Linked DNA regions of Mus musculus: region 2 is linked to region 1. Evidence: chromatin loops called from intact Hi-C (ENCODE). Cell type or tissue: heart. All regions are shown on one strand. Each heading gives the region's core, and the rest is flanking DNA. Links, peaks and the distances in the headings are about the cores only. Region 1 holds the start of Pip4p2 (phosphatidylinositol-4,5-bisphosphate 4-phosphatase 2). Region 2 overlaps Pip4p2 (phosphatidylinositol-4,5-bisphosphate 4-phosphatase 2).

Region 1 (15,875 bases), core at 4,799-12,798:
AGGTAAGATGGCTAGTTAACTATTGCTATGGTAACTTGGAAATTAGAAAATGTATCAGATGAGCTTGCTGATTTTACTGAAATAACTTTCAAGAAGAACAATAAAGGTGGTAATTTCCTTCTTATTAGTGGCATTTGATAAAGAGAAAAAGTTGCCTTTTCTATTGGTATCCCCAAATTACCGAAAATAGAGCAGCTTAAATAATACAGATTTGTGGGCTGGTGAGATGGCTCAGCGGTTGAGAACATTGGCTGTTCTTCCAGAGGTCTTGAGTTCAGTTCCCAGCCACCACATGGTGGCTCACAACTATCTACAGGAGGAACTGATGCCTTTTTCAGGCAGACGAATGTATATGCAGCAGAGCATTCATACATTAAATAAATAAAAAAAAATTTAAAAATTAAAAAATAAAATAAAATGAATAATACAGATTTGTCACTATAAGCGAAAGTCCACCATGGCTCTGTTGGGTAAACACAAGGCGTTTCAAGGGCCAGGTGAAACCTTGTTCCTTGCTTACTTGTACTTTGCCAAGTCCAGTTCTTTGTGAGCATAGGCTCTGTGTCCTTGCTGTCGTTAGTTGAAGGTCAATCCTAACTTGCAAAGGCCACCCTGAGTCTTCAGTCTTCTCCCATCCTCTAAGCTGGCAGTGGTAGGCTGTGTTCTCTTCACTTTTCACAGCTCTTGGGAATCTGGCCTTGACTGGAAAAGGTGCTTAGCCTTTAAAGACTCACGTGCTTAGGAGGGGCCAGGAGGGGCCATTCAGATCAGACTTCTTGCCTGTAGGTCTGTACCATATAATAAGATATGCAAAGTGCCCTTTGCTTTATGAGATAAAACAGGCACCAGATCTTGGGAGTTAGACTGTAGATGTCTTTGGTACCATTTTGCCTATCACTGAAGTGAGCTAAAGGAGGAACATTTGTAACATACTTTAAAGGAAAATATATGGTCCCAAAAAGTCTTTAAACTAGTAGCAAGTTTTCAATAGGGATGAAGGCCTCAGGATAAAATTCATATGGAGGGTGACTTCCAAGAAACAGAGAGTGATATAGAAAATTTCCTTAGCTATACAAGAATTTGATATAACTATTCTTTCCCTCCCATCCACTTTGTTCACAGAAATAACAACTCTAAGACTTCATTTCTATGGACAAATGCATAAGCTAATAACCTTGGCTCTGTTCCTTGACTAGCTCCTATCTCAATAATCTAGTTTATTCTAGTCTAAGTTCTTCTACTGGTTAGTTAACTCTCATCAGGTTTATTCAACCATCTTCCTCTCTATCTGGATGATCTCTTGAGCCTATTTCCCAGAATTCTTTTCTCTCTCTCTCTCCTGGAACTGCTGCCACCTATTCCTGCTTCAGCTCATTGGCCATAAGCTTTTTTATTGACAGATGGTATGTCCATAAAGTAAATAATAGATTCTCTCTACAATTTGTCTTGCTAACTTTTCTATTCTTATGATAAAATATCATGAGAGAAGCAACCTCCCTCTGGTTCTCATGACAGGTCAGCAGGAATAGCTCACATCATTTCTTGAATGAGTCTTTGTTGCTGTCTGAAACCCCAGGAACCATCCTTCTATTATTTATATAGTCTTTGTAGCCTTTAGGGCTTTCAAATTCCAATGAGAATAGTCCATTAAACTCTGTTGACAGCATTTAAGGATATTTTTCTTGTTAGGTCCAAAGTCTACCATATTTGTCCTAGAAACAAGTTCCAAAGCGTAAAAACCATATATTCAGGTTTATCACAACAATGATAATACTTTCAATAATACTTTTTTTGTACTGAGATACTTTTCTCGTTCTTGTGACAAATTGCCTGACAAGAAGCAACTTTTTAAGGGAGAGAGTGGTTACTTTGTTACATGTCAAGGGGATACAGTCTGTCAGGATAGGGACAGCTAGGTAACAGGTACAGAAGGCTTCTAGTCACATTGCACTGAAGTCAGGAAGCAGAGGGTATGGGGTCCCTAAAGGCATCATGACCAGTAAGTAGCATAAAGATCCATGAAGAGGCAAGAAGGAAAAGTCGATTCAGCCTGAGTTAGCCAGGCTGGATCAAACTTTTCGAGTCTAATGTCAGGAGATTTATTGCCAGCATATTTAAATAGTACAATTTGAGGGGAAACATTTTTCCTGTTGTAATACAATTTCTGGTGCACAAGGAAGCCCAATTACATTGAAACTCAGCCCAAAGTACATGCCACTTTTTCCAAGAAGATGGTTTCTAGAGATAGGCTACATGTATTGGCTTAAGGGCCCAGGGAAGGATCTGGTCTGATCTCTGTCAAACTGACAACACAGTGGTCATTTGGGCTACTAGCCACCTCCAGTCCTTTGGAGTGCTTGGGGGAGCTCCTAGCTATACAGATAATGGAAGAGTCATTTAGGACACTTGGACACTTCTGGTCCTGTTTGTGGAAGCTTGCTATGGTCTGGCTCTACAGATAACACAAATCACCAGGCTGTTATTCACCTCCAATTCCCAGCTTTCAGAATGGGGAAAAAAACAGGTTATACAGCCTTTCCTTTCAAAGGATAATCCTGCATGCTTAACATTCCTGGTTTCCCTGGTGATCTGTGCGTGCAAGGATCTCTTCTTGCTTCCAACAAGAAGGTGAACAGGAAATAGAATGAGTTCATAAAACACCGAGTTCCACCCCCAGTGACTCATTCTTCCAACAAGGCACCACCTCCTAAAAATGCAACAACGTTCTTAAAGAACACCAGCAGCTGGGGACCAGGATTTCCAGCCTATGAGCTTATAGAGGGTATTTTACATTCAATGAAATTATAGAAATATGGACTTAAAGAGACAGTATCAAGTGTAACATATCTTACAGAAAAGCATGGGTTCAGTGGGAGGCCAAGAGTGAGGGGAAGCAGTAGACAGAAAATGGAATACCAGAACACGCAGAATTGTATCCTCATGAAGGAGAATCCTGTACTGTTATACACAAGCAACCAGTGACTTGTTCCCCAGTACATTTCAGAATCCTGTTCTATCCAAGCAGTTGAACTGTGGAATCATAGTTACACATGTACATACGTACATACATACATACATACATACCAAAGAGCTCTGTATGGACCTGGATTTGGCTTAGGCGACACAATGTACAAAGTAGATTTGGGGAATTTTCTTAGTTTATGTTTCTATCACAGAGTACCACAAACTGGAAAACTGGCACCAAACAAACCAACAAAAATAAAATTAAAAAACAAAACATTTAGTTGGCTCATGTTTTTGAGGCTAGACATTGAGGGCCCGTGCATGGTGCAGAATAACTTGCTGGTGGGGACTTACAGAGGTCTAAGGAATTGCACAAAGTATCAAATAGGTCACATGCACTAAATAGACAGAGCTAAACTGGCTTCCACGACAGATCCAATCTGGAGATGGCACTAACTCCTTAATTCATAAGTGGATTCTTGCACAACGTCTTAAGTGCTGCACTGTTCCCACTTCTATACCTCGCAAAGGGGACTAATGAATACTCCATGTAAGTTCCTTTAAGGACTTTCAAAACATAATATGGACACAGCAGAATTTCATTAGTTGGAATCTAATTGTCTTTTCCTAAAGTGGGACACAGACCATTGTAAATAAAGGGTAAACAGTCGTATAACTGTACAATGGCTTTCAACAATCCTGTCTTCTTATGTTCCATGCCCCTTTGCGATGTGATTGCTGGTCCTCCCACCAAGAAACAGTGCCTATTCCTCCACTGGCCTTGTAACTTCGAAGAGGAAGGGTGATCACTAGTTGACCAACCGAGAGTCAAAGGTAGGATTCGAAAGCCGCTGACAGCCAAAGCATGTTGTAAAAGTGACAGTGTTGGAAACGGCACTCTCACTGTGGCTTCCTCTTGGAGTAGAGCTTTAATACTAGAAGGCACATAAGGATTGTGAGGAGATGTCCATCCACCTCAGATGTCCTAGCTGAAACCAGCTATAAGCAAAGTTTCCAGCTAAGCTTAGCTGGCTAAGTTGATGCAAGTCTAGTCACCTAATCAACCTACAGACAATTATGTGCAACCAGTCACATTGTGTAAAGCAACTGGCTTTGGATGTGCTTTGCTATATAGCAAATAACTAGGGTGGCAGTCCAGTTACACTATACGTCACATTGCTTGTGTGAGCAAAACCTCTCATTATAGCTGATGCATTGGCTTCTCTTGTGAATAAAGATGTCACCTGTCATAAAAATGAAATATCATGAACTTGTGAGTGCTACTTAACCTTTATCGAGTAACTGTAAGCCATGGTGTTATCTTGAAACTAGAATGAAGTGATGTCCATCTAGGAGATTTTTTTTTTTTTGTCTGATTTGGTATTACTGTAAATGCAACCTCCATAGATCTACTATCTTTTACAGTGAAGGAGTAACTGGCATTAGCTTCAAATAAGTTCTAAGTTGAATGGGGACGCCACCATATGACAAAGTAAAGCAAAATAGCTTTCTGGATTGATTTATGGTGAAATAAAAGAGGAAAAATTCTTCAAACGTATCCCTCTATAGGTACAACTATAGTTGTAGAGACACATTGCAACAATAAAAACATATTGTTAAGTTAAATAGCAATACTGTCATCTTCATTAAAAAGTTATGAAAGGCCTCAAGGATGGGTCAACATTTAAGAGCCCATACTACTCTTGCAATGGATCCAAATTATATTTCCTGTCAGGTAGATCACAGCTACAAATTATTCTAGCTTCAGGGGACCCAAAGCTTCTAGACTCTGTGGGCACTCGCCTGTGCATGCACATATGCCCATGCAATACAGGATTGTTCTTTAAGTCATGAAATGATCTAGGCACAGTGGTATACACGTGTAGTCTCAGGGATACATTAAAGGCTGAGACAGGTTACAGAAGGACTGCTTGATCCCAAGAGGTTTCAGCCAGCTTATACAATCAATACAGGGGACAACCCCACTCTTACCCTAAGACAGGATCTCATCACATAGTCCATGCTGGCCTGAAACTTGTTATGTAGCTGAGGCTGGCCTTGAACTTCTTTCTGTTCCTGCTGCCTCCATCTCCTAAGGGTTGAGATTACAACAGTGCACCACCTCCCTCAGTTTATGTAGTACTGTGGAGTGAACCCTGGGCCTTGTGCACAGTGAGTAAGTACTCTATCACCTAAGCTATATCCCAAGATTTGCTCTAGACTTTTTCATGCTGAAGACTTTTATTAAGGCTCTGGGATTATACAATATTTGTTTATTCAATCATTTCCTTATTTGTCTGGCAAATAGAATATGCTTGTTAATGTGCTATATATTATGTTAGACATTGGAGATATATTGTGAATACAAGACATATGGCTGTTTCCTCCTCAAGGACTAGCTTTCATAGTACTTGAGGGGGGGTGCTATACAAGCTGCCAAAGTGAGAAAAACAATGAATAGTCCCTACCCAGAGGTGACATCTAGGAACCACAACAATGACTGCCACGGGAAGATGTTCCAAAAGGTGCAATTGTGGTGCTCATATCTTGGTGGTAAGCTGTTGCATGTAGTTCCTACTACCCGACTTTAAGCTCTGAGTGGACAGCACTACCAGCCCCTGCCCAGAGAGTATTGGATCCGCGGATGAAAAACACAGACACACACACAGCTCAATTTCAACCTGGCTTATTGGCTCAATTGTTGGGTGCTTTTAGTCTCCTGTGGGTAGCGTGCCCTTCCCAATACTCTTAGCTCAGCACTTCTTAATCTACCCTTAGCTTAGTGTCCCAGTTACCTTCTCCTTGTTCAACAACCCCAAACTACCCTTGCCTTAGTTGCATTTCTAATCTCCCACCTGGGGAAGCAGCCTATGGCCATTCCACCCACAAGGTTAAACTTTTCTCCCTCTGAAGTATGGAGAAATCCCTCTTCCTCTTCTTGGTTTCTTGGTGTGCCTGCAGGGAGCTGGAAGTCCTGCCTCTTTTGTTCCATCCAACAGTTGGTCCCTTGCATCTTTATTAATCAGTCAAGAACCAGTTGAGGAATAAGACCTTAGGATCAGAATCACCTCCTACAGCAAGCATTAGAAATATGACTGGGCTGGGTAGTGGTGACACTTGGGAGGCAGAGGTAGGCAGATTTCTGAGTTTGAGGCCAGCCTGGTCTACAGAATAGAATAGTTAGTGGAGTACCCAGCCCCGAGGGCTATAACTCCACATAGAAGCAATACAACCTCTGTACCCCAGGCTCAGGGACTATAGTGGTTTGCATCGGAATATCTCCCATAGACTCCTGTGTTTGAATGGTTGGCTCATAGGGAGTTGCACTATTAGGAGTGGGGGAGGCTTTTCTAGAGTAAGTATGGCCTTGTTGAAAGAAGTGTGTCACTGGGAGGGGTGGACTTTGAGGTTTCTTATGCTCAAGTTCTGCCCAATGTGGAAGCTAGTCTCCCTTTGCCACCTGCTAGATCAAGATGTAGGACTCTCAGCTCCTTCTCCAGCACCATGCCTGCCTGCCTGCTGCTGTCACAATTCTTACCATGATGATAATGGAGTGAATCTCTGAAACCGTAAGACAGCCCCAATTAAATGTTTTTCTGTATTAGAGTTGCCTTGGCCATGGTGTCTCTTCACAGTAATAGAAACCATAACTAAGACAGGAAACATGTCAGAAGAGGGAGTAGAGAAATTGTAGGACCCAGAGGACCAGTGAAATTATATCTCTTAGAAATGACAGGGAAGGGGCTGGAGAGATGGCTCGGCAGTTAAGAGCACTGACTTCTCTTCCAAAGGTCCTGAGTTCAAATCCCAGTAACCACATGGTGGCTCACAACTATCCATAATGAGATCTGATGCCTTCTTCTGGTGTGTCTGAAGACAGCTACAATGTATTTACATATAAATAATAAATAAATCTTAATTTAAAAAAAAGAAATGACAGGGAATCTACACCCATGATTCCTCAACAATATGTCAAACAATGACAACAGTAACAGACATATTAAATCGGAAGGGCGAAATCTCAAAGGACCCTATTCCTGGACGAAGAACTATAGTCAATGGAGAACTAGTCTTCCCCAGGAATGAGCCACTGTTTATATAATACCAATTGATAGGGCCTGAAATTGTGTACATACAATCAACAGACTCAGCTGGCTGTATTGATACACTTATGTATATGTATATATATATATGCAATAATAATAATCAAATAAAAAGGGGCTATGAATCTGAAAGGGAATGGAGGAGTGTGTGGGAGGACTTGAAGGAGGAAAGAAAAGGGGGAATGAGGTAATCAAAAATTTAAAAAGGACTCTCCCCAAAAGATCTTTGTCTTCTGACTTCATCTGTCAATTGGAGATAGACAGTAGGAGGATAATGCAACTGTAAATATACTGTTAAAATGGAGTAGGGGGTGGCATGACAGAACATGAGCTCTACTGTCAACTTTGCCTCACTACAAACAAACACAGGAGGCAAATACCTTATTTAGCTCATTCCGGCAATTCAAGTACAAGGTAGAAGTTGTCCTCTGATGAGCGCTTCAGATGGCAAAGAGAAAATCAACGGTGGGAGTAACTCGGCCTCTCATCACAGAGCAAGCAAAGTGTGGAGACGTATGGGATACAAGACAGCAACGCATTTTCTTTTAAGGGTGTACACCTTTGATCACCCAAAGGCTCTTCCTCTTAACCTTTGACAACCCCTCCCAGTACTGTTTCTGCGGGGAACCAGTCTTTTACATACAAGCCTTTGCAGGACAATCCAAAACATGACTAGGGTAAAAGCAGGGTTCTGTGAATTGGTTTTGTAATTTTCTTCAACTCAGCGATCTTTACTGTGAGGTACTGGTACTCATTCTTCAACGGATAAGCTCTTTTTTTTTTTTTTTTTTTTTTTTTTTTTGCTGGGAGTGACACATCGTGAGTTTTCAAACCCCAGTCTACTGGAGACCCATCTAAGTTCTCATAGGGGTCACACCATAATAAGATCTTTATATTGCATTGTATCTTCCTGTTATTGGCCGCCCAAAGATGCTACATGAAAGAAAACATTGTTCTTTACCTTCCCTTAGGGTTTCCAGTTGGTACTTTATAGATTCAGGAAGAAAGAGTATGTCTTCAGAGAGCAACTTGAGGATCCTAAATGTGATTTGAGTAGTTTCGAATGTCTGCTGTTTATACGGACTGAAATGTAAGGGGCAACTCCCAATCTCCGGTACAGCTATTTCACTGTGGGACTTTTCAGCCACCTTGAGCATGGAGACCACACCCTAGATACTTGGGGACACCTGGAAGGTGAGTAAATAATTCTTCCGAAGTCACTCAGAAGAACCTCAGCAGGAAAGCTATTATTCTGATTGCATTTTTATTTGGATGTGTTCTAAACTTTGGTTTGTTTCTGTTGTTTTTTTAAAAAATGTAAATCGCATTGGAATCAAATGACAAAACATCAAAAAAGGGTAACAAAAATGTAAATAGAAAATAAGACAATAAGTCTGTTGAGTATTTAAAAACATTTATTAAAAAAACTGTGTGTGTGAGTGTGTGTGTTGATGTAGGCCTGATGAAGGTATTGGATTCCTTTTACTAGAGTTACAGGTGGTTTGTGAGCCACGAAATGTGGGTGCTGAGAACTGGCTTTTGTGACCTAAGCAAGATCAGTGAGCACCTTAATCAGTGTGCTAGCTCTTCAGTACAATGACCTTTTTTTAAAAAAAGAAAAATCTTTTGTAGGAAAAAGGTTTAATTTTTACATTATACAAAAAAGCCCCATTATTCTACAAAAACTAAAATGACAGTCTATTTTGTAAAACGGAAGTTGTAAAAGTTAACACTTATGCTTAAAGTGCCAAAAATCAAATGTCAGCACTCTTATTCCTAAAAAAAAAAATCAAGGAAAAGAGGAAAGCCTAATGCGCAGGCACCAACATTTCTCAGACAACAGATTCTCAGCTATGGTTCATAACAAAGAAGAAACCTCTCCGAAGAAAATGATAACCCAAGAAATAAGTTTTCTTCACCCAGCTGCAAAGTTTACCAGACAAGTTAGACTCTCCTACTTCCTGGAGGAGCTGAACTTGATTGCTCTGGTTTTGCCCGTAATCCAGTACAGGCCTTTCAGTGCCTCTCAAAGCTGCTCTTTATCCTCGGTTCCCTTAGTTTAAAAGATTCCTCACCCTCTCTTTCCCTTTGCCCCTCCTCTTGCTTACTTGATCTCTTCCCCTCCCCCACTTCCTAATCAGTCCTCCCGTCTCCCCTTTTCTCAGACTGGCTGGCTTTCCCTCCACACTTCTTCCCTCCCTCCTCCTTCTCCTCCTCCTCCTCCTCCTCCTCCCGGGCTCTTTCTTTCCTCTCCAGTCCCCTCCCCCAGCATGCCTCCCGGCGTGCTTCCCTTCCCCCGGCCTCGCGGTCCCGCACCCTCCCCTCCCCCGCCTCCTGCCTTGTGACACATCCTGGGCCCTCCCGGAGGCCGTAGCGGCGGCGCGGCGGCATTGCTGGCCACCACCTCCTCCCTAGCCGCAGCCCAGCTCAACCCGCGGCCCGCCGCGCTGTCGCTGCAGTCATGGCTGCTGACGGGGTGGACGAACGTTCGCCTCTGCTGTCAGCATCCCATTCGGGAAATGTCACTCCCACAGCCCCGCCGTACTTGCAGGAAAGCAGCCCCAGAGGTAAGGCCGGCATAGACCTTTCTGCTTCTCGCAGAAACGTCTGGAAGGATGGAAGGATGAATGCCGGGGAGCTCTAGCGCGGAGGCGGAGGAGAGCTTCTCCCTTGGGCTGGGGGAAAAGGATGCCTTCCCAGGCTCTGCCTGCCTACCCGAAAGCCTGTCTGCAGGGCTTCGCTGCTGCTGCTTGTGGTGTGGAGTGTGTGCTTGAACACTTCCTTCCCAGCTTCAGGATCGGACATGAATTTTCCCAAGCTCCGAGCTGCTGTTTCCAAAGCAGCCCCTAAGTGCAGCTGGGCGGTGGTGCAGATCCTTCAGTCATTCACAAGTGCTTTCGGTTGCTGAAAAACACGGGGCACTGCTCACCCTGGCATCTGCCCTTGAGAGGACTTCAGCAGGAAACATCTTAGTCCCTTACACTCGGCCCCGGAGTGCAAGCAGGGAACTGCCTAACCAGAAGCAACAGAGTTTATCCCTAATATGTCCGAAATTCCTAAGCTACGGGCATTGCTGCCTGTAAGGAGTGTGTTTCATAGCTTCAGTGGTGAATGAAGAGCCTTCCGTTAGGAAGGAGGAATTTTTTAAATGCATGTCTGGGTGAGGTTGAAATTAACTTCTAAAAAGTTCCCCAAGTTTATACCGTATATATTTTTAGTTTTGTTTTTCAGTGTAGAATTAAAAAGGGATTTGGAGAAATGGTGTGGTGAAGGAGAAGTCTCTTTACCAAAGGATTCGATTTATTCAAGCACTGTCTTTGTTCAAAGTCTTTGGGAGTGTTTACTACGGTAGTCTGGAAGGCAAGCCTTACAGAGATCATTAAATATGGCACGTGCAAGCGTACCTTACTTCATCTTGCTCTTTTGGCTGGATGTGAATGAAGTTTAAAACCCAAGGAGGCCAAAGTTAATAGTGTTTTGGGAATATAAGCAGGTCACGTGTCTTGTAACACAACTTCTAAGTTCATGTCTGAAATGGGGCAGGGGGGGGCGCGGGGGGGGGCGGGAAACACTACAACAGGTTGAAGTTGTCTGGCATTTAACATTTCTTTTTAACATTTTATAACTTGAAAATCAACATTCTGGGTCTCAATCTATAAACAGAAGCAGAACAAAGGAAAACTGTGGTTAGCTGGGAGTAATTCAGAGTGATTGACAGCCTGAGAGGAAAGGGGCAAAGTCCAAGGGAACTGACACACAGAAAACGTACAAGTGACCCTTGTTGGCCAGAAGTCGGGGGATTTCCCTTACTGGCCATTTGATATTAATATTGTACTATCTAATCCTTAGTCACAGGTTCCTGAATGAGTGTTTCAGTTTTATTAATTTTTGTCTATGGAATAAAATTGATGATTTATTAAGGGACTGAGTTTGGACTGAAGTAATGGAAATACCTTTTCCTTATTTTAGTCAATCTGTGTTTAGGACAAACACACACACACACACACACATATATATATGTATATATATATATGGACCTGCATAGACTTCATTGTTCTCTATAGATTTCCTTAATTTGATCAGATTCCTCAAACTACAAAGAGAGTGGCATTTCCAATCAAGCACTGAAAAGAAGTCATTTTACTCTAAAGATCTCTTAACTTAAAGATCTTTTAACTCCTTTGGCCTAAGAGTACAATAATTTTTTTTTTGGAAACGATGGAGATATTTAAAACACTAATATATGGGATAACATCTATGAAGGAAGAAACGTAAATGAGAAGCAAAGTCATTTTTTTTAAGATTTATTTATTTATTATATGTAAGTACACTGTAGCTGTCTTCAGACACTCCAGAAGAGGGCGTCAGATCATGTTACAGATGGTTGTGAGCCACCATGTGGTTGCTGGGATTTGAACTTTGGACCTTCGGAAGAGCATTTGGGTGCTCTTACCCACTGAGCCATTTCACCAGCCCAAGCAAAGTCATTTTATTCGCATGATGACAGTATCTTTTCTTGATTACTAACAACTATTTGAGTAATACACACGTTCTAAATCTTGGACACTGTCCCATTCATTCATTCATTCATTCATTCATTCAGGAACTTTATGGGCCCTCACAGTATGTCACATGCTACACTTCTCTGAGTCAGGCTGACTAAAACTGGGCCTTTATGGAGCTCAGGTAGTGGAGAGAAAGAATAAATTCCAGAGTGATTCAGTTCAGATGCTTTTGTTTTGTTTTGTTTTGTTTTTGTTTTTTCCTCAGACAGGGTTTCTCTGTATAACCCTGGCTGTCCTAGAACTCACTGTGTAGACCAGGCTGGCCTTGAACTCAGAGATCTGCCTGCCTCTGCCTCTGGAGTTCTGGGATTAAAGGTATTCGACACTAATCTCTGGCAGTTCAGATTTTAAGACTTCTTTTATCATCAGATTCTGTTAATAGCTGCAAATAGTAAGCTTTTTAGTTGAAAACCAGTGACTAGAAATTGAATATACATTTTGGTGGGTAATTTTAGTTTACGATACCAACTATAATTATTCAAACTCTGTGTGTGTGTGTATTATACGTGTTTGTGTGTACAAGTGCTACAGGTCCACAATCATGTCTCTCTGTCATTTTCTAATTCAGTTTTTGAGACAGAGTCTCTCAGTCAACCTGGAGCTAATTGACTAAGCAATTCGAGATGACTATCAAAGCCCACAGGTCCTCCGGCCTCTTACTCCTCATGCCGGGGGTTCTAGTGTGCACCACCACACCCAGCTTTCTATGTGTGTTCTAGGGATCCAGACGTCAGTCCTCATGCTTCCGTAGTAAACACGTGATCAGCTTCACTGTCTTTATATCCTAATTACTCAGATGTTTAATAGGTTAAAAAGAGGGCGAGGAGGAGGAGGAAGAGGAAGAGGAGGAGGAGGCTTAACCACAACATTTTATAATCCATTGCTTTGTGCCACTCTTTTTAAAGATTTATTTTTTTATCTTATGTGTATGTGCCTGAGTGTGTGTGTGTGTGAGTGTGTGTGTGTGTGTGTGTGCAGCATGTGTGTGTGTGTGTATGTGCAGCATGTGTGTGCAGGTGGTCGAGGATGCTGGCAGAGAGCATTGGATTCCGTGGAACTGGAGTCCCATGTGGGTCCTCTACAAGAGAGGTATGTGCTCTTAACCACTGAGCCACCTCATCAGCTCCTTCTTTGCATCACTTTCTAAGGATCGTGAATTATCATTCCTATCTCTTGAGAAGAAATAGTGACTTTTGGGTTATTTCAGGGTAGGCTATTAATAATATAGTGGAGAACATTTAGCATTGGACATTAGGTTTTGCCCAAGAAGAATTCTATGCAGTCTTTTGTGATGGTTTGTATATGCTTGGGCCATGGAGTGGCACTGTTGAGAGGTGTGGCCTTGTTGGAGTAAGTGTGGACTTGTGGGTGTGGGCTTTAATACGCTTGTCTTAGCTGCCTGAAAGTTAGTATTCTGCTAGTAGTCTTTGGATGAAGGGGTAGAACTCTCAGCTCCTCCTGCACCATGTCTGCCTGAATGCTGCCGTGTTCTTGCCCTGATGATAATGGGACTGAGCCTCTGAACCTATAAGCGAGCCCCAATTAAATGTTGTCTTTTATAAGACTTGCATTGGTCATGGTGTCTGTTCACAGCAGTAAACCTTAACTAAGACATCCTTGAAACTATCCACCCGAGTTTCTGAGTAGAATGTGGGTGGTCCCCAATATCAATACTGGGTAGCTTCTCTCCTGACTACAATACTCTGGTATATAAGCCAGCTTGTGGCTCACAGTCATCTATTGGATGGAACACAGGGCCCCCAATGGAGGAGCTAGAGAAAGTACCCAAGGAGCTAAAGAGGTCTGCAACACTATAGGTGGAACAACAATATGAACTAATCAGTATCTCCAGAGCTTGTGTCTCTAGCTGCATATGTATCAGAAGATGGCCTAGTTGGCCATCAGTGGAAAGAGAGGCCCATTGGTCTTCCAAACTTTATATGCCCCAGTATAGGGGAACACCAAGGCCAAGAAGTGGGAGTGAGTGTATAGGGGAGCAGGGTTGGGGGAGTGTATAAGGGACTTTCGGGATAGCATTTGAAATGTAAATGAAGAAAATACCTAATAAAAACTGGAAAAAGAAAAAAAATAAGCCAGCTTATGTTAAGGCGTAGCAATTAAAAAAATAGATATTAGTTTCATTTGAAATGAAAGTAGGGGGAAAAGTACTATAAACTTGAATAGTTTGGATCGATTAAATGGTTCCCTTTGAGACAATATATGGCAGAACGATAGAACTTTTACATTTGCATCCCAGTTTGCTTCTCTTTTGATGTAATAAAACACTATGACCAAAAGCGATTTGTGAGGAAAGGGTTTATTCCAGCTTGGGAAGCCAGAGCAGGCGTTCAAGGTAGGAATCTGCAGGCAGGCTCTGAAGCAGAATTGGTGGAGGGGTGCTGCTCATTGGCTTGTTTCTCGTGGCTCGCTCAGCTTGCTTCCTTCTGCAGCCCAGAACCACCTGCCTAATGGCAGAACCACTGCCCACAGTGGGCTGATACTTCCCATGCCAATTATTAACTAGGAAAATGTTCCATAGGCATGCCCGCAGACCAGTCCTGGGGAGGCAATTCCTCAGCTGAGGTTCCCTCTGCCCAGGCAACCACATTTTGTGTCAAGTTGGCAAAAATTAATAGTTCACCTTACAAATTCTGTATAAATTATGTTTCGAATTCCAGGTTGTCTAAGTATTGACAATGGGAATGGGCTTATGTACTTGCATATCGTTCAGAAAGGGAGATACTATGTTATAAACAGAGAGACGGGTCTTCTAGGCTTGTTTCTTTCATTCATTCTTCAACCAATCCTGGCATTTTAGCCAAGCTCTGTGGTAGGAAAGGAAAAACAGACTAGGTTCCTTTTCTCTTATGATATAATAGGGACGAATTGCACAATCATCCACAGAAACACAAAATGCAAAGGGGACAAGGACCATATTTGCAACATGTTTAGTGCCTCGACCACATTCATTGATTTAACCTGGCTACGGGAGACAAGAAAGGCTTTCCTGAGCTGTGATTGGAATCTAAGGTGGAACAGGAGTTATCCAGATGGACGTTGTATGCAAAGCAAGTAGTATGAAACACACACACACACACCCAAAACAACCAAAAAAACCCACAGTATCCGAATGGGGAATGGTGAGGGATCAGGGGAGGAAATCCAATGTTGCTAAAGTAGAAATAGGGCAATGTAGGACAAGTGCTACAAAATGAGATTAGAGAGGTAGGTGTGGTTGATAGTCTCCATAGATTTCCTTGCCTCATAATAACTTTGTTTTCAGACATTCAAGTGTTATAGAGCCTCCGCCTTTCAATGAGGACTGACCCCATGACTTGGTTTAGACTCCAGAATAAGGTAGGAGATATGCTGAATGAGATTAGATGTTAATGAGAAGACATTATCGTTTTTGCTTTGGACATTATTGCACTTTGGAAAAAGTAACTTGTGTAAGAAATAGGATGACTGGACACAGTCATGCTTAGAGAAAGCCAAAACCAACCATTCAAAAAGCCCACAAAAAAAGAACAGTGTCTGACCAACCTTCAGACATGTCAATGTTTTGGATAACACTACACAGACAAGTCTTCAAATCACACTAACTAAAGCCAAACTGTTACTACGTCTACAGAAGAGATTGTAAGTAACAACATCCCAAACTGATGCTGAACAACTCACAGAATTGCTGTTTATGATACTATATTTTTGAGTGATTTGTTCTGCTGCACCAAGGGACCCTACAATGAATATGAGTTGATTTGAGAGCATTACAGGCCATATGAAGGGTATTTTCTTTAAACAAAAATAGTGTGTCAGATCTCTATTTTAAATCACTCTATAAAATAGATAAATTAGATGGTTGACCAGAGTATATAGGGATAACTGTCTTATTGAATGCAGTAATAATTCCAACAAATTTAATTTTGCTGTAACCAGGTTATATGTAGGGATAAAAGCCAAGAGATGAGGTTTAGGAGGGAGACTAAAGCTAAGCATCGAGGCATATACCTATAATTCCAGCTACTCAGGAGAACTGTAGTTTGGGGGCTAAGTCAATTTAACAAGATCCTGTCTCGAAAAACACATGCAACAATGAACAAAGGGATGGAGATCAAACCCAGTGGCAGACGATTTGAGTAGAAGAGAAAAGCCTCGGGCTTAGTTCCCAGCGCTGCCAAATCCAAAGCAAATCAAAGGGAAGATGGAACTGACCTTGTCGATGGACAGCTACTGGGAGTGCAAG
Region 2 (15,875 bases), core at 4,364-12,363, 58 kb after region 1:
GAAAGTCTTTAGCACTGAGAAATTCACTATTTGTCAAAAGCCCATTTACTTTTGTTGAGTTGGCAGAACCAACGTTTTATGGTCATGAAATATCTTCTACTCAAAACAACATTTGCTATGAGAATGAGTTAGTTTCAGAGGAGACTGAAGTTGAGCAGTTGGCATGGAAATCACTCCAGACAAAGACAGGGAGTTGATCTTTGCTTTCTGTGTTCTGTGTTCCTTGGTTAATATACCTGGTCCCATATCATTAGCAGTGCCACATGGGAGTGAATATTTACATGGGTTAAACACCTTACAAAGATAACTTCACATGAGTTCAGGGGTTTCCAGGCATGCATCACTATGTCTGGCAGTGCGCTTCTCTATTTACTTCATAAAATTTGTAGTTATACAAGTATCATTGTTGTCTGTCGATTAGAGTCAAGAGCTACATGTAGTCTTACAGGTACTTAGTGGCTTCAGTTTGGAAATACACTTCATATTATCACAAACAGGGAGGCCAACACAAGTTTTCCAAAAGGACATTTCCTTAAAGTTTCTAATCTCTTGCTTTGATGTTATTTTTCGTTTCAGGTTGGCACACAAGATTTTTCAAGGCGATTTCATGCAACCTATGTGTCTTGGGCAATTGCTTATCTGCTAGGTTTGATTTGCCTTATCCGAGCTTGTTACTGGGGCGCAATCAGAGTCAGTTATCCAGAGCACGGCTTTGCTTAAGTCTCCTCATGAATCCTTGATGCAGGCGAGAGTGTCCAGTAGTCCTTGAGAAGCTCTGCTGGACGCCTTCAAATCATTTATCCTCCTGGATTCCATCCTGGTTTGTATAGTAGTCTCAAGAATTTGTGAGTCTTTTCTGAACAGACGCTCACTGAAGTACATTATATGCAAGTTCATTTTGCTGCTAGGTTTTCAGACTTGGAAAAATAAAGCTGTGTCTCTGTTCTTTTAAATCATAAAGGTATTTTTGCATTTGTCCTCCCACGTTATATCTAATATCAGTCTTTCATTATGTTTAAACCAGTTGTTCCATTACTTGTTGCTGTGGGACTATCCCCAAGAAGTGTTTATAAATGTTTCTACAATAGGGTCACATTTATACTTACATTTTAAACAGAATTGCTTGCTTTAAAAATCTAAGCAATATGCATTTTTGCTTGAACTGCTTACTGTAATTTTAACCTAAGAGTATAGATACCTTATTCAGGAAAAACAAATTGAGTGTACTTTGAAAAACTTGACATTCTTGTCAGAGAATCATTTCTAGATAGTATATGCTTGTTTTTTTTGTTTTTTTTTTTTTTTGTTATTGTTTGTAGAAAGATACAATATTTTGGTAGTAAATTAAAATACCTAGGATGAACATATATATAGTCCACAGTTGGAGATGTTAGATAAATGTCTTTTCTCTAAGATTACAGGACTTTTTGCCTTTCAGTCTTGTCTTTTTATTTAGCATTTACAAAAATCTGGTCTGGATTTATGGAATTTAATGTTACTCTGCTGAATGTATTCCTTTATAAACTGGAGGAAGTATTTCAGACAACATGTTTTATAATACTTCATCATCTCGTCAAAGACATGTTGACACTGGGTTGCAGTCCTTTTCATTCAATCATGGTAAACTTATCTTCTTGACATCTGTGTACACCCGCTTCTCTGGGAAGAGAACTTAGGACTTTTTTGCTTTAGCTGAAAGTTAGAATTAGAGATTCTCTTACCATTTCTCACCTGGTCAGATAATGACTCGACTTCTTCAAGAGAACGGATCAGAGAGAGAGAGTTTCATCGTCACCTAAAACTTCGCGTGGAATTCATGGACTCAGCTCTTGCACTGCCCAGTTTTGCAGTTTAGAAGGAATTCCTTGAGAGTCAGTGGTCTAAACTCTTTCACATTGTAGAATTAGACAATGAGATGCCCTGAATACATTAGTAGGTGATTCCAAGGGACAAGACTAATGTTCTAAATTATTTATGTTCCTGATTAATATGAAAATGTACTTAATGCAAAGTCGGAGTCAGCTACACCTCAAAGAGAAAATGATAAATGTATAAATGAAGTAGCTCAGGATTCTATGTACCTTTGAAAATATGCTAATAAAGATTATTATTCAAAAATCACTTTGTTCTATTTCTTCCTAAAAAATTAGATTTTATTTCCAAAATTTACTTTGAGATCTTGCTGTGAAATATTCATATTAAGGAAGACAGACCATTTTTGGATAATGTTCCTTTATCTTTTTTATTCTGTTTTCATTACTATGTTTTAAATATTTTTATTTGGTATGCTATGGTATTGTTAGCACACTGTATATTCAGAATAAAATAATCAGTGTCTTGTCTTAATGACAGTACTTTGTAACAGCTCTCACATTGTATTCTATGCTATTTGACAATATCCTTCCGGAATGTATCTATGGGATGGATATATGTGACAGTTTGTTCATATGCTCATCCCCACTTGGATACCTTCCTGGTAAGGAAAGAATGAATATGCATGGGGGATTGGATTATTTTTAGTGCTTATATATACTTGGGTCAGTATTTATTTGTATTTTATTATTATTATGAATTTGTCTGTTTACTTTACATTCCTGTCACAGCTTCCTCTCCCTCATCTCTGCCTAGCCCCTCCACTCTCCTTTCCTCCCTTCCCCTCATCCATACTTCTTCCCCTTCTCCTCAGAAAATGGGAAGCCTCCCATGGGCGTCCACCAGACTTGGCATATCCAGTTGCAGTAAGACTAGGTACATCTTCTGTTGAGGCTAGACAAGGCGACAAGGCATCCAGATAAGAGAAAGGCAGGCTGTGTAGCTTAAAGCTTAAAGCTTACTTTAGGAATCCCACATGAAGACTCAGCTGTACAACTGTTACATGTACGAAAGGCCCAGGTCCATCCCATGTCTGGGTAGCCCTCTGGGTAGCAATTTAGTCTTTATGAGCCCCTATGGGATCAGGTTAGTTGATTTTGCAGGTTTTTTTTTTGGTGTCCTTGACCCCTCTGGCTCCTTCAGTTCTTCCTCCCACTCTTCCAGAGGATTCCCTAGGCTCCACCTAATGTTTGGCTGTGGGTCTCTGTGTTGCATGAAATATTAAAAAAGCAATCCATGCTACCGCTGGCTTGGAACATGCAGACAGGCCGGCCTGTCCTCAGCCCAACACAAGCCAACTCAGCTCCGAAATCTCTCCACCGGGCTAGCGAAGTTTCCATGGCGGGCTGTGGCCATGACCGCCCCATGCTTCCAAATTCCCAAGGCTGGCTGGGGTGCCCTGCTGCCGTACCTTTCTCTGGAACCCAGTTGAGTCACCGAATGAAGGAAAACACCACACAATCTTAGTTTAGAATCAACAGGTAACACAATTGCCGGGCACAGAAGCTACCATCCTAATTTTGTAAGCTGTTCTGTTAAACCCTGCAGTGGCGGATCCAATCTGCCACCTAAATGGGAGGGGGGTGTCCAGCTACCTACATTGTGGCTCCATGTTTCATTATCACAGTTCCTGCCACCAGGGTTTCCATGGTCCCCATGTGGCAGCTACCCTACTCCTACTCCTGCGGCAGATCCTGCTCACATTCCCAGCCATCCATCCGGTTGTTAGCTGTCATTGATCCCTGTAACCTGGCAAAATTGAAACTCTAGAGGCTTGTTATTCATCAGTCAGACTTATATCAGTGAATTTTCAACCACAAAACACCCACATAAAGAACTTAAAACTCAACTGCTATAAACACAAGCTGCACACTTAGATGGGACAAACACACCGTACTTACTATTTAATCACCTAAGAAGTCCCCAGTACTTATGGCTCCGAGGACTGCTTGGTTCTGGTTCCTCTTCCTCTCTTATAGATTCCATCTTGTCTCCTCATCTCCGTCTGCCTCTCTGTCTCTCTGTCTCTGTACTTGTCTCTCAAACTCTCAACCCACCTTCTTTTCCCACTGTCCAGTCACAGGCTTTAGCCTTAACTTGTGCCTGCCCTCACCTGCATAGAGACAGCAATCCACATCTCTGCATCAGTTGCTGGGTGAAGCCTCTCAGATGACAGTTATGCTAGGAGTCTTGCCTGGTTATAGGTGATAGCCAGTTCAGATCCCTTATCCCCTATTGCCAGGAGTCTTAGCTAGGATCACTCTCATAGATTCCAGGGAATTTCCATTGTCCTGGGTTTCTAGCTAGGATGTTTCTTTCCCTACAGTCTCCCCTTCCATCCCCTCTCCACCTCACCCCTCCTATTCCCACCCCCAACCATTCCTTGACCCAGTCCCCTCCCTCCACTTCTGATGTCAAATGTGTTTCCCCTTCTCAGATTCAAGCATCCTGCCTTAGCCCCTCATTGTTACTTAGCCTCTTTGGGTCTATGGATTATAGCATGGTTAGCCTATACTTTATGGCTAATAACTACTTATAAGTGAGTACATACCATGCTTGTCTTTCTGGGTCTGTGTTACCTCATGCAGGATGATCTTTTCTAGTTCCATCCATTTGTCTGAAAATTTCATGATTTCGTTGTTTTTAATAACTGAGTAGTACTCCGTCGTGTGAATTTACCACAGTTTCTTTATCCATTCTGAAGCTGCCTAGGTTGTATATAGTTTATGGCTATTATGAGTAAAGCTGCTATGAACATAGTTGAGCAAGTGTTCTTGTAGGATAGTGGAGCATTTGGGGGGTATATGTCCAGGAGTGGCATAGTTGGGTCTTAAGGTGGAACTATGCCCAATTTTCTGAGAAACTGCCAAATTGATTTCCAAAGTGGTTGTATATGTTTGAACTCCCACAAGCAATGGAGGAATGTTCCCCTTGTTTCAACATCCTCGACAGCATGAGCTGTTACTTGAGGTTTTGAGCGTAGCCATTTTGATAGGTGTAAGTTGGGATCTCAGAGTTGTTTTGATTTGCATTTTCCTTGTGACTTTGGATGGTGAACATTTCTTTATGTGCTTTTTGGCTATAAGAGATTCCTCTGCTGAGAATTCTCTGTTTACATCTGTACCCCATTTTTAATTGGGTTATTTATTTTGTTGGTGTCTAATTTTTTGAGTTCATTATATATTTTGGATATCAGCCCTCTGTCATGTGCGGAGTTGTTGAAAATCTTTCCCATTCTGTAGGCTGCCGTTTTTTCCTTTGATGCTGTCTTTTGCCTTACAGAAGTTTTGCAGTTTCACGAATTCCCATTTATCGTTGATCTTCGTGCCAGGGTTGTTGGTGTTCTGTTCAGGAAGTTGTTTGCTGTGCCAACGCTTTCAAGACTATTCTCTATGTTCTGTTCCTTTAGATTTAGTGTATCTGGTTTCAAGTTGAGGTCTTTGATCCACTTGGACTTGAGTTTTGTGTAGGGTGACAGGCATGGATCTATTTGCATTCTTCTACACGCAACCATCCAGTTAGACCAGCACCATTTGCTTTCTTTTTTCCTATTGTATAATTTTGGTTCTTTGTCAAAGTGTCTGTAGGTGTGTGGATTTGCTCCTGGTTCTTCATTTCTATTCCACTGAACTTGTCTGCATTTGTTCTGTAGTACAGCTTGAAATCGGGAATGGTGACACTACCAGAAGTTCTTTTATTGTACAGGATTGTTTTAGCTGTTCTGGCCTTTTGTTTTGTTTTGTTTATTTCACATGAAGTCGAGTACTGTTCTTTCAATGTTTGTAAAGAATTCTGTTGGAATTTTGATGGGACTTGTGTTGAATCTGTAGATTGCTTTTGGTAGGATGGCCAGTTTTACTATGTTAATCTTATGGATCCATGAGTATGGGAGATCTTTCCATCTTCTTTATCTTCTTTAGTTTCTTTCTTCAAAGATTTGAAGTTCCTGTCATATAGGTCTTTCACTTGCTTGGTTAGAGTTACACCAAGATATCTTATATTATTTCTGGCTATTGTGAAGGGTGTTGTTTCACTAATTTCTTCCTTAGCCCATTTACCAGTTGTATATTGGAGGGCTACTGCCTTTTTTTTTTTTTTTTTTTTTTTTGATTAATTTTATATCCAGCCCCTTTGCTGAAGGTTTGTTTTTTTTTTTTTTTTTTTTTTTAATCAGATAGAGGAGTTCTCTGGTAGAATTTTGGGGCTCACTTTTGCGTCCTAGCTAAAACTTCAAGTACTATATTGAATAGGTACAGATAGAGTGCCAGTTTTGTCTAGTCCTTGATTTTAGTGGAATTGCTTTAAGTTTCTGTCCATTTATTTTGAAGCTGGGTATCAGCTTAATGTGTATTGCCTTAATTGTGTTTAGATATATGCCTTGTATTCCTGATCTCTCCCAGACTTATATCATAAAAGGGTGTTGGATTTTTGTTAAAGGCTTTTCAGCATCTAATGAGATGATCATGTGGTTTTGTTCTTTCAGTTTGTTTATATGGTAGATTACATTGATCGATTTCTGTATGTTGAACCATCCCTCCACTTCTAGGATAAAGCCAACTTGATCATGGTGGATGATGTTTTTGATGGGTTATTGGATTCAGTTTGCAAGTATTTTTGCATCAATGTTCATAAGGATATCGGTCTGAAATTCTCTTTCTTGGACGAGCCTTTGTGTGGCTTCATAAAAGGAATTTGACAGTGTTCCTTTTGTTTTTATTTTGTGGAGTAATTTGAAGAGTATAAGTTCAGAGGCTGATTTCTGAGTTTATCCTTGTTGGATGGGTGGTTTTTGGACACCCCCTCCCTCCTTAGGTTCTATTTCCTCTCTCTCTTTTGGCCTGGAGTTCTAGTGGCTAGTGAGTTTTCAGGTCCAGGAAGGTGTGTCCTCTAGGATTTTGGATGCTGCCCTTGCCTCTGGGGTACCTAATACCAGTGTGGCCTGGAGTCTCAGGTGCCAGAGTGGCCTCCAGGAAAGCACATGGAGTTGTGGACTGGAAAATAAAATCCAGGGGATGGGGTGCCGTTTAAGTCTGTTGGGTGTGTATTAACGGGACTTTGTGGCCAAAGGCTTGGGGTGGGGTCTTGCTTGGTGTTCCTCGTACCTGTGGGCTTCCGAAAAACCGGGTAGAGCTGTGGAGTGCAGGGGACTGTGTAAAAACTGTTGGGTGTGTTTTTACGGGAATTTGGCAGACAGGGGATGAGAGGCGTGGATGGCGTTGGGGGCAGGGTTCTTATCTGGTGTTCCTGGTACAGTCATCGGCTGGAAAGTGGAGTGCAGGGAACAGGGTGCAGTTTACCACAGTTGGGTGTGCTTTAAGGGGACTTTGCCTTTACTTGCGCTTGGAGGCCCTGCCTGGACCTTTCCTGAGCTGGATGGAGGCCCTGTCTGGACCTTCCCTGAGCTGGATGGTTCTCTCCTGGGTTCCCTGCAGCCAGTGTCCCAGCTGCAGTGTGGCCTCTGCAGGTGCAGCAGGGCAAGAGCAATACTTGGTATTTTGAACTACAATATTTAGGTACATATTATAATCTAAGGTTAATGAAAAAAAAATCCAAATAGTACCTAAAAGCAAAACATGTAAAAGACTGGTATGGGAAGTGATCAAAACAAAGACACACCCATCCAAAAATAGTGCATGAAAATATTTACAAGTAAAAGCAAAAGACAAATTGGTGAAGGTATTTTTCAAAATAGTTGAATCTATCTCTGAGATGCAAGAAGGGTCTCAAGACATGAAGAAGCAGTTCCTAAGAGGAGAAATAAGCCAAGTGTGGTGGCACACAACTTTAATCCCAGCACTTGGGAAGCAGAGGCAGGTGGACTGTGAACTTTGTGCCAGCCTGGTGTATATAGCAAATCCAGGCCAGCCTGGGATACATGGTGAGAACCTGTCAAAAATAACAAACAAACAAATAAATAAATAAATAACATGAAACAAAATATAAATATCTTTTTTAAATGATATTTTAAATTTATTTTAATAATTTTTAAATTTATTTTTATTTTATTTTATTTTTAAATATTTTTTAAATTTTATTTTGTGTATATGAGTACACTGTAGCTGTACAGATGGCTGTGAGCCTTCATGTGGTTGTTGGGAATTGAATTTTAGGAACTTGTCTTGCTCTGGTCAACCCTGCTCCCTCTGGTCGACCCTGCTCGCTCCAGTCAACTCTGCTTGCTCAGTCCCTGCTCGCTCTGCCCCAAAGATTTATTTATTATTATAAAAAGTACACTGTAGCAGTCTTAAGACACACGAGAAGAGAGCGTCAGATCTCATTACGGGTGGTTGTGAGCCACCATGTGGTTGCTGGGATTTGAACTCAGGACCTTCAGTTAAGCAGTCAGTGCTCTTTCCTGCTGAGCCAGCTCCTGTTTTTTATTTTTAACAATAAAATATAAATGAATAAAAATATAAATTGTTTATCGTTTGAACCTAGTCACAGCATAAACAATACAATCCTTGTTTTTTGATCTCCTTTAGGGAAAGTATATGTCTAAACTCTAAACACTAAGGAAAAAATAAAAAAAGTTTTCCTCTGGATGATGAGAGACTGATTTAAACATTTTTAAGGGGGCTGGTGAGATGGCTCAGTGGGTAAGAGCACCGGACTGCTCTTCCGAAGGTCAGGAGTTCAAATCCCAGCAACCACATGGTGGCTCACAACCATCTATAATGAGATCTGATGCCCTCTTCTGGAATGTCTGAAGACAGCTACAGTGTACTTACATATAATAAATAAATAAATCTTAAAAAAAAAAAAAAAAAAAAGGAATGCCAGGGCCAAAAAGGGGGAGTGGGTGGGTAGGGGAGTAGGGGTGGGTGGGTATGGGGGACTTTTGGTATATATAGCATTGGAAATGTAAATGAGCTAAATACCTAATAAAAAATTAAAAAAAACATTTTTAACTACATTAATAGTTGAAAATTTCAAAATTTGCACTTACAAGTCAGTAAGTATGATATGAACACACATACCATACTTTCATTTAGATTTTTATACATATTAAAGCTTGGTCTTAAATCACCACAAATTTGCCATCAGTTCTAAATTGTGAGACCGTATGCCCTATATTATCACTTCTTTTTTCTGTGTGCAGCATGTCTCAGTGCCCAGTGAGCCTGGGGCTGGCATGTTTGCAGAAAGACCGCCTCCTAGTGCCTAATGCACAAACAAAGGACTCGATCGCCCCCTGCTGCTCAAAGTGCTAAAGGTCCCATTTGCTTTAGAGGGGAAAATGAACTTTTGACTAGACATTTTCTTTTAAAAAGTATTTTATTATTGGGATGTGTGTGTGTGTGTGTGTGTGTGTGTGTCTGTGTGTCTGTGTGTCTGTGTGTGTCTCTGTGTGTGTGTGTGTGTCTGTGTGTTCGTTCATGTGTCATGATGCATGTGGTGGGGTCAGAGGACAACTTTGGGAGTCAGTACTGCTCCTCATGATTCTGTGGCTCGGCTCCTGAGATCTAACTTGTGCAGCAAGCACTTCTACCCACCGAGTCATCTCACCAGCTCTGATTAGGTTCTTCTGAGAATCTTTTGTGAACATATCTGTTATTTTAGGAGAAAAGAAAAGAATTTAACAATGACACAGGCAAGTGCTTACTGTTCTAATGCCTCAAAACATGCTGTGCATTTACAGGAGGTAAGGAGGGAAACGTGCTCCTTTCTGTTTTACAGAGAGCACGGACATGCTCTCCCGGAGTCCTTCCAAGGCTGATTTTAAATCACTCTACAAAGCAATCACTGCTAGGTGATTCTGATATGTGTCTGTTTAAAATACTGTGTACCAGATTGACCCCCCTCCCCATACGTGAATATATATTCATATGTGTGTGTGTGTTTGTGTATATGTATGTGTGTTCATGTATGCACACATTAAATGTCCACCACACCCATGAGATTCTGAAGAGGGTAAGTTGGTGAAGACCACTAAATGACAGCAGTTTTCAAAGCTCACCTCCCTTCTACTGTATGAGATTTTACTGCACTTCACATTTTAGTTAATGACTTTGGGTCTTATGTCCTCTTTTTATCGAAATTAATGGGAATGTTAATTGAAAGCTTTTCCAACATAATAAAGCTCAAAAATGTATTGAAATATACAACCACATCAAATATAAATTATTTAATTTATTTAACATATTTTCTTTTAATAACTAAATAGTAGGAAGACTGAGTGGAAATATTGTTAGGTATGAGAAAACTGACATGGATTGAGCCTTAAACAATATAACTGAATTTATTTTTTTTGTAATGGTACTTAAAATAGTTATGGAAGAGCCCAACATGCTTAAAAACAAGTCTGTAAATGTCTTCAGTTAATTTTACATGCTGACTTAGACATTTAAGTTTTATCCTGTTTATATTTTGCTAAATGTGCGCCACTTGAATTGAAATGCTCTAGACAGTACTGTGTCAGATGCAGCTAATGACGTGTCCTATGGAGGGTGTATCATTTGCCACTTTTTTTTCTTTTTTTTTAATTAGGTATTTTCTTCATTTACATTTCCAATGCTATCCCAAAAGTACCCCCATACCCTCCCTCCTCCCCTCCCCCTCCCACTTCTTGGCCCTGGCGTTCCCCTGTACTGAGGCATATAAAGTTTGCAAGACCGATGGGCCTCTCTTTCCAATGATGGCCAACTAGGCCATTTTCTGATACATATGCAGCTAGAAACATGAGCTCTGGTGGGGGGGGGGGTGTTACTGGTTAGTTCATATTGTTGTTCTACCTATAGGGTTGCAGACCCCTTTAGCTCCTTGGGTACTTTCTCTAGCTCCTCCATTGGGGACCCTGTGACCCATCCAATAGTTGACTGAGCATCCACTTCTATATTTGCTAGGCCCTGGGAACTCACATGATATGTACTCACTGATAAGTGGATATTAGCCCAGAAACTTAGAATACTCAAGATACAAGATACAATCTGCAAAACACATGAAACTCAAGAAGAATGAAGACCAAAATGTGGACACTATGCCCCTTCTTAGAATTGGGAGCAAAACACCCACGGAAGGAGTTACAGAGACAAAGTTTGGAGCTGAGACGAAAGGATGGACCATCTAGAGACTGCCATACCCAGGGATCCATCCCATAATCAGCCTCCAAACGCTGACATCATTTGCCACTTTTGCAGGTAGAGTTTTGATCTACTGCAGCCCTGTTTTGTCAAGCTTTGGCTGAGGTAGCTTTCTTTATTTTTTTGGTTTTTCGAGACAGGGTTTCTCTGTATAGACCTGGCTGTCCTGGAACTCCCTTTGTAGACCAGGCTGGCCTCGAACTCAGAAATCCGCCTGCCTCTGCCTCCCAAGTGCTGGGATTAAAGGCGTGCGCCACCACGCCGGGCTCTGAGGTAGCTTTCTAACAGACTCTGCTAACGTTGAATTTTTTTTTGAACACTTTGAGTGCCCTATTCCTGTTCAAATGTTTGGATTTAAACTATGGAAATGAATTAGAAAGAAGGCTTAGTGGCTAAGAGTACTAACTCTTCCAAAGGCCTGGAACCTGTTTCAGTACACAGGTTTGCTCACCCATGTTGAACAACTCATGAGCACTCTTTTCTGCCCTTGAGAGCACCCACATGCCTGTGTGAGCATGCATGTGCAAGTGAACATACACAAGTAAAAATATTAAAACTATCCACAGCTCCCTAGTGTATCAATAACATGTTCTTAAAACCTTGGGATGTCTGGTATTTCCATACCAAGTACGTCTTTGGCTTAGGTGTTGGGCATCTGAGCGATCTTGGAGACTTTTCAGACTGAAGCCTTTTGTAACAGGGCATGCGTGACAGAAGCCCATGTGATGCTTTTCTTCTGGTCTCTTCAGTCACGCTTGCTTTATTCATTATATGTAGCTCCCTCTCTGCCTACCGCCTGCCTGTCATCCACAAGTCTCTGTTCACATCTTCACAGTCAATGGGGATGTCAGACTGTGGTTTCCATTCTTGTCACATGATACCGAGTTAACTGTCAACGTGAATGCTTTAGTCGTATTGCAGTCGAGACCAGAACCACTGAAAGGTTTTCTGCTTATGAATCCTTTTCTCCTGAGAAATGTTCATGATACTGACTCTATAGGTATATAGAGTAAATTCACAAATAAAACATTTACTGACGTAAAACATGAAGAATTTTATTTTAAAACACATAAAAATTTACCATTTATTAGTGAGGGAGTGATTTTCACATTAATGAGATGGATGTGCTTGTTTTACATAAAATTTAAAACTTGAATGTTTGATAATGCATGCCACAGAACATCAACATTTTCTTTTCTTTCTTTTTAAAAAAATTATCTTTAATCTTTTTTGCAGTCCAGCTGTTATCCCCCTCCTGATCCTCCCTCCAGCAGTTCCTCATCCTATTCCTCCTCCCCCATCTCCAAAAGGATGTCCTCAACATTCCCCCCACCCCAAGGTCTCCCCACTCCCTGAGGCCTCAAGTCTCTTGAGGGTTAGGCGCATCTTCTCTTACTGAAGCCAGATCAGGCAATCCTCTGCTGTACATGTGTCAGGGGCCTCGTACCAGCTCGTGTATGCTGCCTGGTTGGTGGCTCAGAATCTGAGAGATCTCGCAGTCCAGGATAATTGAGACTGCTGGTCTTTCTATGGGGTTGCCCTCCTCCTCAGCTTCTTCCAGCCTTTTCCTCATTTAACCATAGGGGTCCTGACTTCAGTCCATTGGTTGGGTGTAAGTATCTGCATTTGTCTCAGTCAGCTGCTTGTTGGGCCTCTTGGGGGGGCAGCTAGGCTCCTGTCTGTAAGCACACCATAGCATTAATAACAGTGTCAAGCCTTGGAGCCTCCCCTTGAAATGGATCCCAAATTGGGCTGGTCACTGGACCACCTTTTCCTCAGTCTGTTTTTTTTTTTTTTCCATTTTTGTCCCTGCAGTTCTTTTAGACAGGAACAATTCTGGGTCAGAGTTTTTGCCTATGGGATGGCAACCCATCCCTCTACTTGATGCCCTATATTTCTACTGGAGATGGACTCTACAAGTTCCCTCTCCCCACTGTTGGACATTTCATCAACTGCCTTTGAGTCCTGAGAATCTCTCACTTCCCAGGTCTCTGGTACATTCTAGAGGGTCCCCCACCTCCCAAGGTTGCATATTTCCATTCATTCTGCTGGCCTTCAGGGTCTTACTCCTGGCCCCCCAATACCTGATCATGTTCCCCTTTTCCCCTCCCTTCTCCCACCAGAACATCACCATTTCTAGTCGATCATATTTGACTCCATTATTGTCAATACTGACAACAGAATGCTGGCTTGCAGAATTACATAGTACAGCATGGCAGAAATATACTAAGAGTCATTTCAAAACTTGCCAATTTTGTCCTACTATGAAGACAAAGTATTGGCTTGTGTGTGTTGTATGTGTGTGTGCAGGTGTGTGCACTGGTCCACACCAAGACACAGAATGGTGTCAAGCATCTTGCTCTCTTACTCTCTACCTTATCCGTTTGAAACAGGGTCTCTCACTGAACATGGAATTTGTATTTTTTGTCTAAGCTGGCTGGCCACCAATGGCAGCAATCTTTCTACACCCTCCCCTGCCCAGTGCCCCAGTGTAGGGGTTAAAGGAGCACTTGGCAACTCCTGGCTTCTATGTGACTCCCAAAGATCTAAATTTAGGCACTTATGCTTAAAAAATAAGTGCTTTCTGTTCATTAAGTCACCTCAGCAGCCTGTGAATAATGTTCTATACAACTCTATCCAGCAACTCAAAATGTAAAATAAAAATTATAATGCAATATAATTAAAATACATTTATTTTATGCATGCTCCCTAGCTATTGTATACATAAGAGCAGAAAACTTTAATATTACTTTTATGGGGATGTGTTTATGTGTTGGTTTGTGTATCTGAGAGCTCATGTTTGGCAAGACCAAAAAGTATCAGACATGAAGCTGGAGCTACAGGCAATTGTGAATTGCCTGCTGTGGCTGTGGGTGTACTGGGAACTGAACCCAGGTCTTCTGCAAGAGCAGTACATGTTAATTGCTGAACCGTCTCTCCAGTCCCCCACAGCAGAAAACGTTTCTGTGCAGTAAAAGAACAAGAACCCAAAGCACACAGCAGTCTAGATCATTGACATGTGTGCCTTTATGGCCTGCAGAGTGCCGTGTACACACGCTGTGCTCAGAACCGACGCTACGGTAGAGCTAACCATTCACCACGGGTGAGTACTACCAGACACGCCTCAGATAGTATTTCATTGTGAAAGAATTTTTGGTCATCATGCATTCAATTTGCACTTGCTGTTGCCAACTGTTTTCAGCCCCCACAGTTAGCTGGGTGACGAATGGGTTCCAGCGCACATCTTGAGAATCTGGGCTCTAGACTCACAGCTCTTTGCTTCTGCTGGGACATCTGTCCTTTTCAGTTTTAGATCTTCCTTTCCCTTTATTCCCGAGTCCTGTGCCTCCTCAGAGAAACCAGAAAGCTTTATTTTTATGTTCACCGCAGTGCCCAAGTCAATAGTTTCTAACTCCTCATGCCTCCTCATGCCCTCTGCATCTGTCCGTGCTTGCTCTTAGCCACATGCACTTTCTTTCAGGAACACACTTGTTTGTACAAAGGTTTCTTAAGCATCACTTGGGTGTCTGTAAAAAACATCTGTCTTACTTTGGGTCCTTCCTACCATCTCCCCAATTTCTTCCCCACCCTTCCACTTTCCAGATGATCACATTGAGCCTTAAATCCTTTAATGCATTTTGGTATAAAAGAATAAAAGATCTTTCATCTTTATTTAATGTGCCACAACAAAGCAATCATTTGTATTTTATGCTTCTGTAGGATTGAATTGCTGTTATTCATATCGATTCCTGTTTCATTTATATGTGTGTGATATATATTACATAATTATATACAATATATAATAATTAAATATATATCCATTTGTATTTCTATGAGTATAACTTTCTAATGGATAAAACATTATTTTATGCTTGAACATTCTCTCAGACCTTACTTTTCCTCCAGGGCCTTTTATGGGCCTTTCTTTTTTTTAACCTCTGACCCTCCAACAGTGTCTTTCTTTGTAATTCTTTGATTTCATAGGAACACTTCCACTACCTATACCACACTCTACTTGTCAGCTCATGGGTCTTGTTCCCTTCTGGTTAGATGTGCTTTAGCCTTCAAATTAGGGAAAAAAGAACTTCAATTAAATGAGTAAAATTTGTTATTGCCCTGAATTTTCAGTGATTCAGGTACAGTGGCTTTCTTTGGAAATGTGCAAGTTTTTCTTAAAGTTTCTTAAACTGCTCTATTTTTCTTAATTCTCCAATTTATAATGCTTATGAAATATGTGTATGCGTATGCTATATTGTACTAGTGTACATTTTCTGTATAACTTTTGATATTACAAACTAAACATGCCATTATAGTCTCATCTATGTAAGTCTCAGCTTAACTCATTTCTGTTCCCAAGCCTACCTCTCATATATGTCCATATATATATATATATATATATATATATATATATATATACACACACACACACACACACACACACACATATATATACCATCACTGCTGACTCAATTCATCCTGGGTCACAAACCCAAGACATCCTAGTATCATATTCTCCTTTCCTGTCCAAACTGCCATAAACTGTACTATTTCTTTCTTAGGATCTCTTCCCTTCCATCTATAATTAGATAATGTAATATTCATATATGTGAATATTAAATATAATAATCTTCCATCCTTAATGCAGAGATATTTCTTTTTGTAGTGTTGGTAAATGTCTACAAATGGCCTATGTTTCCATGTCTCCTACTACCCACGACACCTACCATTCGTACCAGTTAGAAAGCTCTCTTAAATAATCAATTTTGATCATGTCATTTGTCTGAAAGCCTTAAAAATGTCACTTAAAAGATCCACCATTAAGGGCTGGAGAGATGGCTCAGCAGTTACGAGCGCTGACTGCTCTTCCAGAGGTCCTGAGTTCAATTCCCAGCAACCACATGGTGGCTCACATCCATCTGTAAT

What was found. Peaks named below come from ENCODE experiments on the same cell type or tissue, not always from the same donor. Only the 100,000 strongest peaks of a DNase experiment are listed, where the experiment ranks them.
Region 2: it touches region 1 in a loop (2.1-fold over the local background); 4 of 42 quality-filtered maps call a loop at or near these places.

Annotation. Positions count from the first base shown.
Region 1 is chr4:14,854,804-14,870,678 of GRCm38, forward strand. It overlaps Pip4p2 (phosphatidylinositol-4,5-bisphosphate 4-phosphatase 2), which reads left to right and starts at 9,416. Exons shown (of 7, transcript NM_028264.4): 1 at 9,416-9,634. The coding sequence starts at 9,529. In heart, for the core only: a CTCF peak has its summit at 9,452; DNase peaks (open chromatin) are centred at 9,388 and 9,908; H3K4me3 peaks cover 2,513 bases; H3K27ac peaks cover 3,033 bases.
Region 2 is chr4:14,913,148-14,929,022 of GRCm38, forward strand. Pip4p2 (phosphatidylinositol-4,5-bisphosphate 4-phosphatase 2) reads left to right here. Exons shown (of 7, transcript NM_028264.4): 7 at 577-2,113. The coding sequence ends at 720. Among named protein-coding and RNA genes, the nearest start is that of Gm11837, 9.6 kb to the right of the region's middle. In heart, for the core only: a CTCF peak has its summit at 9,038 (motif pointing left); a DNase peak (open chromatin) is centred at 9,024.